Linked DNA regions of Homo sapiens: region 1 is linked to region 2. Evidence: chromatin loops called from intact Hi-C (ENCODE). Cell type or tissue: PC-3. All regions are shown on one strand. Each heading gives the region's core, and the rest is flanking DNA. Links, peaks and the distances in the headings are about the cores only. Region 1 overlaps ATP8A2 (ATPase phospholipid transporting 8A2). Region 2 overlaps ATP8A2 (ATPase phospholipid transporting 8A2).

Evidence for each region. Hi-C counts contacts between places; a loop is a spot of excess contacts. Peaks named below come from ENCODE experiments on the same cell type or tissue, not always from the same donor. Only the 100,000 strongest peaks of a DNase experiment are listed, where the experiment ranks them.
Region 1: a loop joins it to region 2, with 2.5 times the contacts of the local background. A loop is called at or near these places in 1 of 110 quality-filtered maps.

What each region holds. Positions count from the first base shown.
Region 1 is chr13:25,884,591-25,889,969 of GRCh38, forward strand. The region is part of intron 33 of ATP8A2 (ATPase phospholipid transporting 8A2); the gene reads left to right. Among named protein-coding and RNA genes, the nearest start is that of SHISA2, 160 kb to the right of the region's middle. In PC-3, for the core only: a CTCF peak has its summit at 2,200; a DNase peak (open chromatin) is centred at 2,421; H3K27ac peaks cover 1,378 bases.
Region 2 is chr13:25,754,766-25,760,144 of GRCh38, forward strand. The region is part of intron 25 of ATP8A2 (ATPase phospholipid transporting 8A2); the gene reads left to right. Among named protein-coding and RNA genes, the nearest start is that of SHISA2, 290 kb to the right of the region's middle. In PC-3, for the core only: a CTCF peak has its summit at 2,377; no DNase peak of the experiment used is centred there.

The sequences.
Region 1 (5,379 bases), core at 84-5,083, 130 kb after region 2:
TCGCCTGGTCTGGGACAGTGATGAGCTTTCTCCCTCCTGATCCTCTGTCAGATGCAGGCAGTCCCCGCTGCTCTGAGCTCTTCAACTGTTACTCTAACCTTGGCCTGAGACTCTCCTAAGCATGCTTTGAAAAGTAAAATTCGTGAGAATGGGGCCCAAACATGAGAGCACCTGGGTGAACAGAGTTTGATTTCATTGCCCCTGCGGCTTCTCCTGCCCCACTCAGGCACTTGCCCTCCTCCCACGAGCCATCCCAGATCCCTGGGGCCCTTCTGCATCACCTCTGACGAGTCCACTCTTGTCCCCTCTCCTGGCCTCTGCCGACTGTTGACTCTGCAGGGAACACAGGAACTCTCTACAGAGATGTAAGGGGCTTGATGCTGTGCCCTTGCCTGCATGGCCTTCCTGTTACTTTGTGGCAGGGCCCACTATCCTGAGCTGGCCTCCATGTCCTGGTCTGCCCAGGGCTCGCTTCCTCTCTCCAGCCTGAGAGTCAGTCTCCTTTCTCCGCTTGCTTTTTTTTTTTTTTTTTTTTTTTTGAGGTGGAGTCTTGCTCTTGTCACCCAGGCTGGAGTGCAGTGGTGCGATCTTAGCTCACTGCAACCTCCGCCTCCTGGGTTCAAGCAATTCTCTTGCCTCAGTACCCCAAGTAGCTGGGACTACAGGTGCCCACCAGCATGCCTGGCTAATTTTTGTATCATTAGTAGAGATGGCGTTTCACCATGTTGGCCAGGCTGGTCTCGAACTCCTGACCTCAGGTGATCCATCTGCCTCGGCCTCCCAAAGTGCTGGGATTACAGGCATGAGCCACCGCACCAAGCCCGCTTGCTTCTTTTCTCTAATGTCTCTTTTCCTGACCCTGGCCCTCTCTCCTTCTTTTGGGGTGGCTGGCATGCTTCTCACAGAGGCCATCGTAAAGGCTGGGGAGGAGGGCTGGAGCCTGCTGGGGTAATAGTGCCTGTCCTGCCCAGCTCATCTGCAGAGCCCCCGGGGTTGGCGACTGCAGCAGTCTCAGCACATCAGTCCCGAACCAGAGAAATTGCAGTGTCCTGCTGTTTTTCATTATGCTATTTTCTTCCTATTTATTCTATGGTCTTGTTTCTCTTAGAATTAAACAATCAGAAACTGATATGAGGGGAATTCAATCAGAGCAGGGTATTTGTGGAGCCAGGGCATTTCTCCTCTTTGACACAGCCACATGGCTTGTTTTCATGCATTACTCCTTAATAATGTGTTTATTTATCTAGACTCACACGATTCTCTCTTGCCCTGGGTAATCCACTATTAACCGTTAATAACCAGGATCCCTAGTGAAGGAAGGGATTTTTCAAAGAAAAGCAAAGGGAATTGCAGGTTTGAAATTCTAGAGAGAATTTCGGTGGGGGTGAGAATACACCCTCACTGAAGAGAATGTGGGAAAATAACTGAGAGTGCTCTTCAAGAGGCAGATGTTGTACTTCTGCTGATGCTCCACTGTATTCAAGCTGCATTTTGTTTGAAAGAAGCTTTTCCTCCAAGAATATTACAGTAGTTAGTTCTGAAATTGACAAGCAATGTTATATCACGTCTTGGATAAAGTATATATATTTATGTATCTGTAACTAATGAATACTGACATTAAGCTTTCCAAATTACTTAATAGGACACCTGTCCCTCCCAAAAGAAAAGTTGGAATGTCGGGGTGGTGATGGTGGAATAGCGTATTTGTTGCTGGGATGAGGTCATAAAGCTAACTTAACTCTTGTTCTGAAAGAGTCTCAGTGTGGAAACGGTGGCACTTGCCCTGGCTGGGTTTGACTGTGTGAGTTTTGTGTTTTGTAATTAGAAGGGAGGTGTGCCTCTGCTTTATGGACAATGCCTGGCAAATGCTGCCCTCCCTATTTTTGTCGCATCTGCAAGTGTGGTATGCATCTTGTAAACAGGTCACTAATTCCAGGCTAGGGGCTGGAAGGCAGCTATAATCTCGCTCACGTGGTTTCACCCGCTCCATGTGCGCTGGATGCCGACAGCACGAGGGGAAGCCTCTGAGAGCGCGGCTTCGTGGGGCAGAGCATCTCCCAGGCCCACTCCATGGAAATCTCTTCCAAGTGGCAGCCCAGAGCCTCTTCGTGCCATCTGATAGCTGTTCCATAGCGTATAGGAAAACAGCTGAGACTCAGGGCCTTCTCCAGAGGGAGCGCCAGAGATTACTGCCAGGAGAGTGGGAAATGGTGAGAAAAACATGAGGTGGCTTCCACTCTGCAAGCCCTTAGTACTACATAGGCTTTATTTACATGGTATTGCTGGTTGCTCATTGTAGGGTCAAATTTATGAAGAAAGGGGTAATCAGCTCAGGCACATTGACAACAGCTGGTCTGCTAGCTGACCCAGAACACTTTTCCATATACCAGCCAACAATGCATAATGTCTAAGTAGGCTCTATAAACATCCATGCTGTGTGACTCATTTGTGTAAAGTTCCAGAGCTTGCAAAACTAATTTATGGTGTTGGAGGTCAGGAGCGTGGGTATGCCTGGGTGGAACAGAGGATGAGTAAGAAATGGAAGAGGTGTGAGGAGGCTTCTGCTAAGTGTCTGGGGTTTTTTCAAATCTAAGTTCTGTCCATGGGTATTCATTTTGTGAAAATGGAAAGTCACTTGAGATGCACACATGTGATCTGTGCACTTTATGTATGAATATTCTACTTCTATAAAAAGTTTACACTAAAGGTATGACATCAGATCATAAGGAAAAACTTCCTTCCTCAGTCCAACTCTTTTTTTTTTTAAGACAGAGTTTTGCTGTTGTTGCCCAGACTGAAGTGCAGTGGCGCGATCTTGGCTCACTGAAACCTCTGCCTCCTGGGTTCAAGCGATTCTCTTGCCTCAGCCTCTCAAGTAGCTGGGATTACAGGCGTCGGCCACCATGCCCGGCTAATTTTTGTGTTTTTAGTAGAGACGGGTTTCACCATCTTGGCCAGGCTGGTCTTGAGCTCCTGACTTCGTGATCTTCCCGCCTCGGCCTCCCAAAGTGTTGGGATTACAGGCGTGAGCCACAGCGCCAGGCCCCTCAGTCCAACTTTTATTATTAATAAATTCAGACAAGAGAGGAAAGGAAGACAACAAATGTTAATACTATGTGTCTTCTACATGCAGGCCCTGAGCCAGGTGCTTTCTTTACATCCACCCTGTGAGCCATTTAGCTTTTAATCACTTCTTATTAAGTTTTGATTTGTCTATTGAGGATTCCCAGTTTGTTTGTGTTTTTTTTTAGTTTGATTCTTTTAACAGACCAATGATCATATCAATATGTTTTTGAATCTCAATGGAATACTTTTGAATAAATGCTTCTGTGGGCTGCTTATCCAATGAATAATCTAGAAATTCATTTCAACACACTAACATGGATATCACCACCATTTGAGTGACTTTTGAGGTCGTGGAAGTTGATGGCACTGCCCATGGAGAGTAGGCAAGGAGGCAGAAAGGAAAGAACCCAGACCCCCCCCCCGCCCCACCCCCAGAGAACACTGGCATTTGCAGGACGAATAAACAGCCTTCTGCTTAACAAGGGTAGCACAGCACAGGCCAGCTAGACAGAGGTTCATGATCGCTCTGTAAGGATGCTTGGATAATTCAATCTTGTTTTCACTTTATAAAAGTGAAATAGCTTTGGGCTGTTGTGAAATTCTCTGTCTGAAATTTTAGGTTAGGACCCAAACAATAACCTGATGTGAATTTAGTAGCACTGCACTTGTCCTCCTTAAACAACTTTATCTAAAAGATGCCTATAAATATTTTGTATAAAACTTCCGGAATTGGCTGATAAGGGGACTTTCCTTTTTCTTCTGCGTCAAGTTCAGAAAAAGCTAAAAGCAAAAAAGGAAGCAACCAAATATGGGCAGTATGCAGTAACTAATGAAGTGAGTGATGTGGCTTGGAATATACAATGTGCTCAAATGTTTTACCGCTGGGTTCAACCCAGTTAGTATATAGAAGTTTGTAGAGTTCAGCCGGGTGTGGTGGCTCACACCTGTAATCCCAGCATTTTGGGAGGCCAAGGTGGGCTATCACCTGAGGTCAGGAGTTAGAGACCAGCCTGACCAACATGGAGAAACCCCATCTCTACTAAAAATTCAAAATTAGCCAAGCATGGTGGCGCATGTCTGTAATTCCAGCTACTTGGGAGGCTGAGGCAGCAGAATCATTTGAACCTGGGAGGCGGAGGTTGCGATGAGTCAAGATCGCACCATTGCGCTCCAGCCTGGGCGACAAGACGGAAACTCTTGTCTCAAGAAATAAAACTGTAGAGTTCATGGGGTCATTTGTATAGAAGGAAATTTTATTGAAATCACTAGTTTTTTTTCTTTTATGTATGTGAAAATACTATTTCTGAAGTTCTCTTCTCTTCGTCACCTAAATATGGCAATTTTTTCCTACAATCTGTCAACGACTATGCCAAGAAGCAAACAATGTGAGTTCTACCACATAAGAGAAACTTCCTTTATACATTCTCCACAAAAGATTTCAATGTTATTTCGTATACCATCTTCAGACAGTAATTTATTTGTTTTACTATTTTTGCTGTTGTTGCTTCAGGCCTGATCATTTTCCCCATTTCCTAATAGGAACCAATTTCCTGTTAATTGCTATTAAATTTGTTTGCTCATCCTTTGTCATATATATATATATATATATATATATATAAAATTTAAATGATTTTAAAAAATAATATATGGTCAAAAATCCTTGTATTGAAAGGATTGAAAATCCCCTAGGTGAAGGTTTGTATTAATACTTTTTGTTTAAATCACCTTCTTTTTTATCTATTTCTGAGCTATAGAACTCTTGAAGAAATAATTTCACTGTTCTTAAGAAAAACTCAGAGATGTGGTTTGGTCATAACCCTATTCACACTTGCTTGAGGCCCATTGGTGGATTAATGCTCTCCTTAAGAAGCATGATTATCTGAGGCTTGGTATAGGTTTTCAGGCACCTTAGCTCTTTTCCTGTTAGATGTCAGTATCATGGCTGCATCCTCCTTCCCCAGTGCATGACCACTCCTTGACCTTCACGGTGGTCAGTCTCCAGCAGCACTTACCTCCTGCCTATTTGTTCCTTCTAGAAATTCTTGCTGTTTTTTGCTTCTGAAGCATAATTCCTTCCTAGCTCCCTTGACTGTGACTTTGCCACTATTTCATTGCTTCATTCTCCTCCATGGCCCATTCCTTAAATGTAATTGGTCTGAAGGTTTTTTTTCCTCAGATACTTTTTTAAATTTTTTAACACTTTTTAAACTTTAAAAACAAATTTGGCCGGGCGCGGTGGTTCACGCCTGTAATCCCAGCACTTTGGAAGGCCAACGCAGGCAGATCACGAGGTTAGGAGATCGAGACCATCCT
Region 2 (5,379 bases), core at 285-5,284:
ATTATGATAGAGAATAATTATATAAATTAGGATTTTAGGCTAAGAAAAATGGTCTTCTGTTGGAGTGGATGGTTGTGGTTTTCACTTGTTAGTTGTCTGGTGTTATTTTACATAGGCTTTTTCAAAATTTGTTTTATGTCAATTTCTGTCAATTTTCTTAGTGAAACACTGTTTCTAGACTTCCACTTATACTAATTGCACCTTGATTGGATTATTTGCTGATTTGTTTTTTGGGTTTTTTGTTGTTGTTGGAGGTAAGAGTAAGAGGAAAAACTACTTCCAGCACATGAATGGAAAAGAATCACTTTGCTGTTTGACGTTGCTTGAGGAGACAATGTTTGTGACAGTTGCATGTATTCGTATGTTTGTAATTTATTCTTGTGAACAGCTGATACTGTTTTAGGGCATCAGGTCAGGATGAGCTAAATGTACAGTTCTAATCAATCAAGACAAATGATGGTACTATCACAATTCCATCTCCAGAGGCAGGCCCTCTCCACTGTAGCTCCCAGCTTCACCCAGGGACAAAGCTACAGAAAGGGAGGCATACTGACCCTGCCAAAGTTCCTTCTTCATTCCTGATTCATTCCATCTCCAAACCCACCTGTGTCCTGTGGCCCTCCTACTGCTTATCAAAACTGTTCCCATTATTGCTGCAATCTGATTCACATAGGCAAAATTGGCAGTAGCCATTGTGTGCAAAGCATTCCGTTGAATGTAGGGGCAATTTAAAAATGAAGACATAATCTTTTCCCTGTAGGAACTTACTATCTTATTTGTGTTATTCATATTCAGTGAGTAATAATTTCAGTGTGAATATGTAATATAATATAATAGGTTGATATATAAAGAAACCCCAGGCCGAGCACGGTGGCTCATGCCTGTAATCCCAGAACTTTGAGAGGCTGAGGTGGGCAAATCATGAGGTCAGGAGTTTGAGACCAGCCTGGCCAACATGGTGAAACCCCCTCTCTACTAAAAATACAAAAAAATTAGCTGGGCATGGTGGCGGGCATGTATAATCCCAGCTACTTGGGAGGCTGATGTAGGAGAATCGATTGAACCTGGGAGGTGGACGTTGCAGGCAGCCAAGATCACACCACTGCACTCCAACCCCAGATGACAGTGCAAGACTCCGTCTCAAAAAAAAACCCATATAGAATTTGACACATAGACAGTGGACTTGAAGGGAAGGGAGATAAATTCAAACAGGGACACGTCAGCCAAGACTTTCTTCTCTTCTTGTTTCTCTTCCCACCTCTGTCCTGAAGACCTTGAGAGGCCTTAAAGCCAGGAGCTGAGAGGGGAAGGGCACTCCCAGCCAGCACTAGCTCTCAGCCTGGATGGTGTCCTCACAGAGGCAGGGGGATGGTGCTCCAGGATAGCATGCAGCAGCAGCTCCTACTCCAGGTGTAGCAGCCAGGATAGGTTTTTTCACCTTTCATCCATCTTTATCATTTATTCAGTTTTCATGGTTATCTTGTGAAGCAGATGGCAATGGCGGTGTCCCCATATTATAAGCAGAAAACTGTGAATTGGAGGATTAGGTAACTGTTGGATTCTTTTTTTTTTTTTTTTTGAGACAGGGTCTTGCTCTTTCGTCCAGGCTGGAGTGAAGTGGTGTGGTTGTGGCTCCTCTGCTGGATTCTTACAGTGTTGGGAGCGGAAGCTGTGGTACCTGTGTTCTGTCTCCCACCCACGGCCCAGTTGCTCAGCAGAATTATGTGAAAGCTTCCAAATGTGTGTTTTGAAGAAATCAAAGAATGTAACAGAGTAGGTGAGGGTGTGGAGCCTGGAGCAAGAAGACACTTGCTTGTGTTTAGTCTTGTCTTGGCCACTTCTTAGGTTGTGACCTCGGGCATACTGTGTCAATCTTTCTGAGCTGGGTTTTCTTACCTGTAAAATGGAGAGAATAACAGCACCAATTTTGCAGAGTTGTGCTTAGGATTACAGCAGCCAATGCGTGGAAAGCACTTAGCCCAGTTACTGATGATCAAATGGTATGTGCGAAATCAGCACTTGCTGCTGCCCTATCATTATTATTACTGAATCCCATATTTTTGTTTTCAACTTAAAAGCATAGGCTTTGGCTTAAGGAACATTAGAAATCCTCCTCATTGGTCTCTTCACAGAGGAGGAAAAAGAGGACCAGGGAGGGGGTCTGTCTGGTTAAGAAGAGGCAGGGAGCCCCTGTACAGCCCATCCCTTGAATCCTGCTCGCTCAGCGCATTCGTTCCCCACCCTTCCCCCTCATTAATATGTTCACACATTGCCAACGCCTGAGTTCTTTTCTCCTTCCCCACAGCATACACTAAACCTCTAGGGAGACAATACACCTACTCTCCAGGAGATGGAGTGGTGGGAGGAGGGAGGAATTTTCCAAATAGCCCACAGGATCATGAAGGCTTTTCCTCACATGTTGGTTTTTATCACCTCGGACCATTGGTCACAGAATCTGGTCTGGACCTTGTGCCACTGTGGGAGGATGGCCATAGGAGAAAAAGAAAAAGCATCGCTCCCTGTGGCTCCAGTGGACACACGCGTGCTTTCCTCACCTTTCTATCACCAGAGCCCCAAGACCTAGCATGCACTTGCCACTGTGCCCTGGAAGCTGAGTCACTCTCATCTAAGTGGATGGCAGGTCATTTTGTTACATGGTTTGGGGAAAAGATTACAACACCAAAGTTGTCACTACTTTAAATTCTATCCATGTGCCAGTTCAGTGTAACGATATACTATGTGTGTGTGTGTGTGTGTGTGCACACGCACTTAGAAGAGAGGGTGTTCTCTGCCAAGCTGCTTGCTACTCCACTGCCTTAACCTCTCTCTCTATCACACTCAGTCGCAGTTGGGTTGATGACTCCCATATTCGGCTGAGAAGTGAGTGTAATTGTAAGGCACAGGCATGATATTTCAAGACCTTTACAGCATGAGAAGTAAAATCCTTTTCTCAGTCAGCTGAGAGCCCCTGTTATATGTGTTCCTGACCCCCAAACCCCTCATTTCTCAAGTTTCATGGCTGGAACTTTCTTCATTCTCAACTCCCCCTTTGGTACCCTCCCAATCCAAGCGGTTGTGTGTCTGGCTCACTCTGGCCTTTATCTCCTTTCTGAGCTCAGTGACTAGCTCTATTCTGAAGGCACAGGGTCCTGCTGGCTCCATGCTGCAGCTTCCAGCCCAGGTGAGTGAGGCAGTTGTTGGAGGTATTGACCCCACCCATGAAGCCACCACAATGCCATACTTGATGTTTAGGTTGCCGCTGTTAACCTCCAAAAGGAGATAACCTGATAAACATGGCTGTCCTCATGTTAATTTACTCTTTACTGAATAGCTACCAGGTGGAGTCAAAAGTTGGGATTTGGCTTCTCTGAACAGGGGATGTAATAAACTCATAGCCTTAATCTTTCACCCCTTTTGATCAAAAACTGCAAGATGATCATTACTCATTTCATATGATAAGTGTGTCCTTGAACATGAAATGGAAACAATTGAGGAGGAGAAAGAAAAAAGAGCTGTGTTTTAAGTCCAAAAAACCATTGCAAAAACATGGGCAATTAAGCAAATATTTGTTTATTACCTATTGTGTATGATGCTAAAGGTCTAAAGAGGAGTAAAACAAGTCCCTAACACCAAGTAGCTTGTAGCCTAATTATGGAGACAGAAGCACATAGCCAACCACATTTCAGATCAGACTTTGTCCAAGGAAGTGCTATTATGATGGTATTAATCAATTAGAAAAGCAAGTTGCAAAATAACCTTTACATTAGATTATGTCAACTACTATTATAATTAGTTATAAAAATGTGTTTCTTCTATGGATACACAATGTCTTGGGGCTCATGTCCTCTCTATAGGCAGGCCCCCATGTACCTATATTCATCCACCTGCCACCACCACCACATCTATCTGAAATCCGTTTGTCCATCTTTTCTCTGCCATTCACCAGGACATTAGCAGACATATAGAATCACTGGAAGTCATTTTCATGTTCCATTTTTGGAATGGTAGAATGCCACTCCTGTTTTTTTAAAACAGTTTTACACATATAACCATGAAAAAGTAAAGCATTATTATTTCCCGCTATTGAGATCTAGAATAAGTGGCTTGTTAAACAGTCTTTGGGTTTTAGAAGGTGTGTATGCTACTTGGAAGAAAGAGCTTTGTGTAAATTACCTCCTTTCCCACCCAAGAAATTCCACTTCCAAATTAAGAAAGAGAGAGAAAGAGAGAGAGAAAGGAAAGAAGGAAGGGGGGAGAGAGAGAAAGGGAAAGAAAGAGAAAGAGGAAGAGAGAAGTATTAATCTGCAAACTACCTGCCTGAGTGTGAAGCACACATGGTGTTGGCCATTGCTGTCCCTGTGGCTCTGGGGTCTCTTAATTGCTTGGATTAGGACTGAGGTGAAGGTCAGAACTGGATAGCCTACCCACTATTTCCAGAGTGCAGGAAGTTACAGTTTGGTGTAGATATGGGATTGGTAATCAGATGACCTTTTGTTCTGTGCACAGGTGATGGGTGAAGGGCAGACCTAATTAAAACCATCCAATATATTAAGCATCTCCGTTGTCATTAATTTTCAGCCGTGCATGAGCTCACGATGCCTGGTCCTGCAGGAGTCACAAGTTTGCTCTGAAATGTCAAAACTCAAACACTTCTCAGCTTTCCTCTCAGTTCTGATTCCTATTCCCACCTTCCCCACAGCAGAGGTCAGGCACACTATTTTGAAATACTAGTAAAATGTGCAGTGGGGAACAATACATGTATGTTAACTTTGAGGAAGCCAGACGCTCCTGAGAGGGTCTTGGGGGCCTTAATAAAGCATTTCAAGGAAGCAGAGTATCAAATTAATGCTTTTTGTGCTAAAAACATTAAGGTATTTAGATGTGTTATTCTAATCCCTGTTTCAGCATGGGAACAGAAGGATCTAATATCTTTTATTTAAATCCCAGCCTTCCTAGACTGCTCCATTCTTTTCAGTCTAGTACAGGAAGAGACAGACTATAACCGGTTGATTTCAGTGACTATAAAACTGTATATAATTCACAACATACAACCCATTCAACTTTTACATGAAATGCGCTTGCCCAGATCTTAATACATTCCACATCATTTAGTAGAGATGTCAGGTTTTCAGAAGCTAGACTCCTGTCAGAATGCCACTTTAATTGTTCTGTTTTTGTGGACATGCGATAAAATTGTCACAGACGCAAGTACCGATGCATAAATTCTGAACCCCCAAGCAAAGTATCCTTATTTCAAAGTGAGCCCTTTCTCAGTTGTGGAGTAAACCGATCTTGAGCAGACAGGGTGTCCTCCTGTTTTTCTGAGAGCCCCTCTGCAAGTCTCAGCTGCAGAGGCAGCATTTATGGCTTGAGTACAGG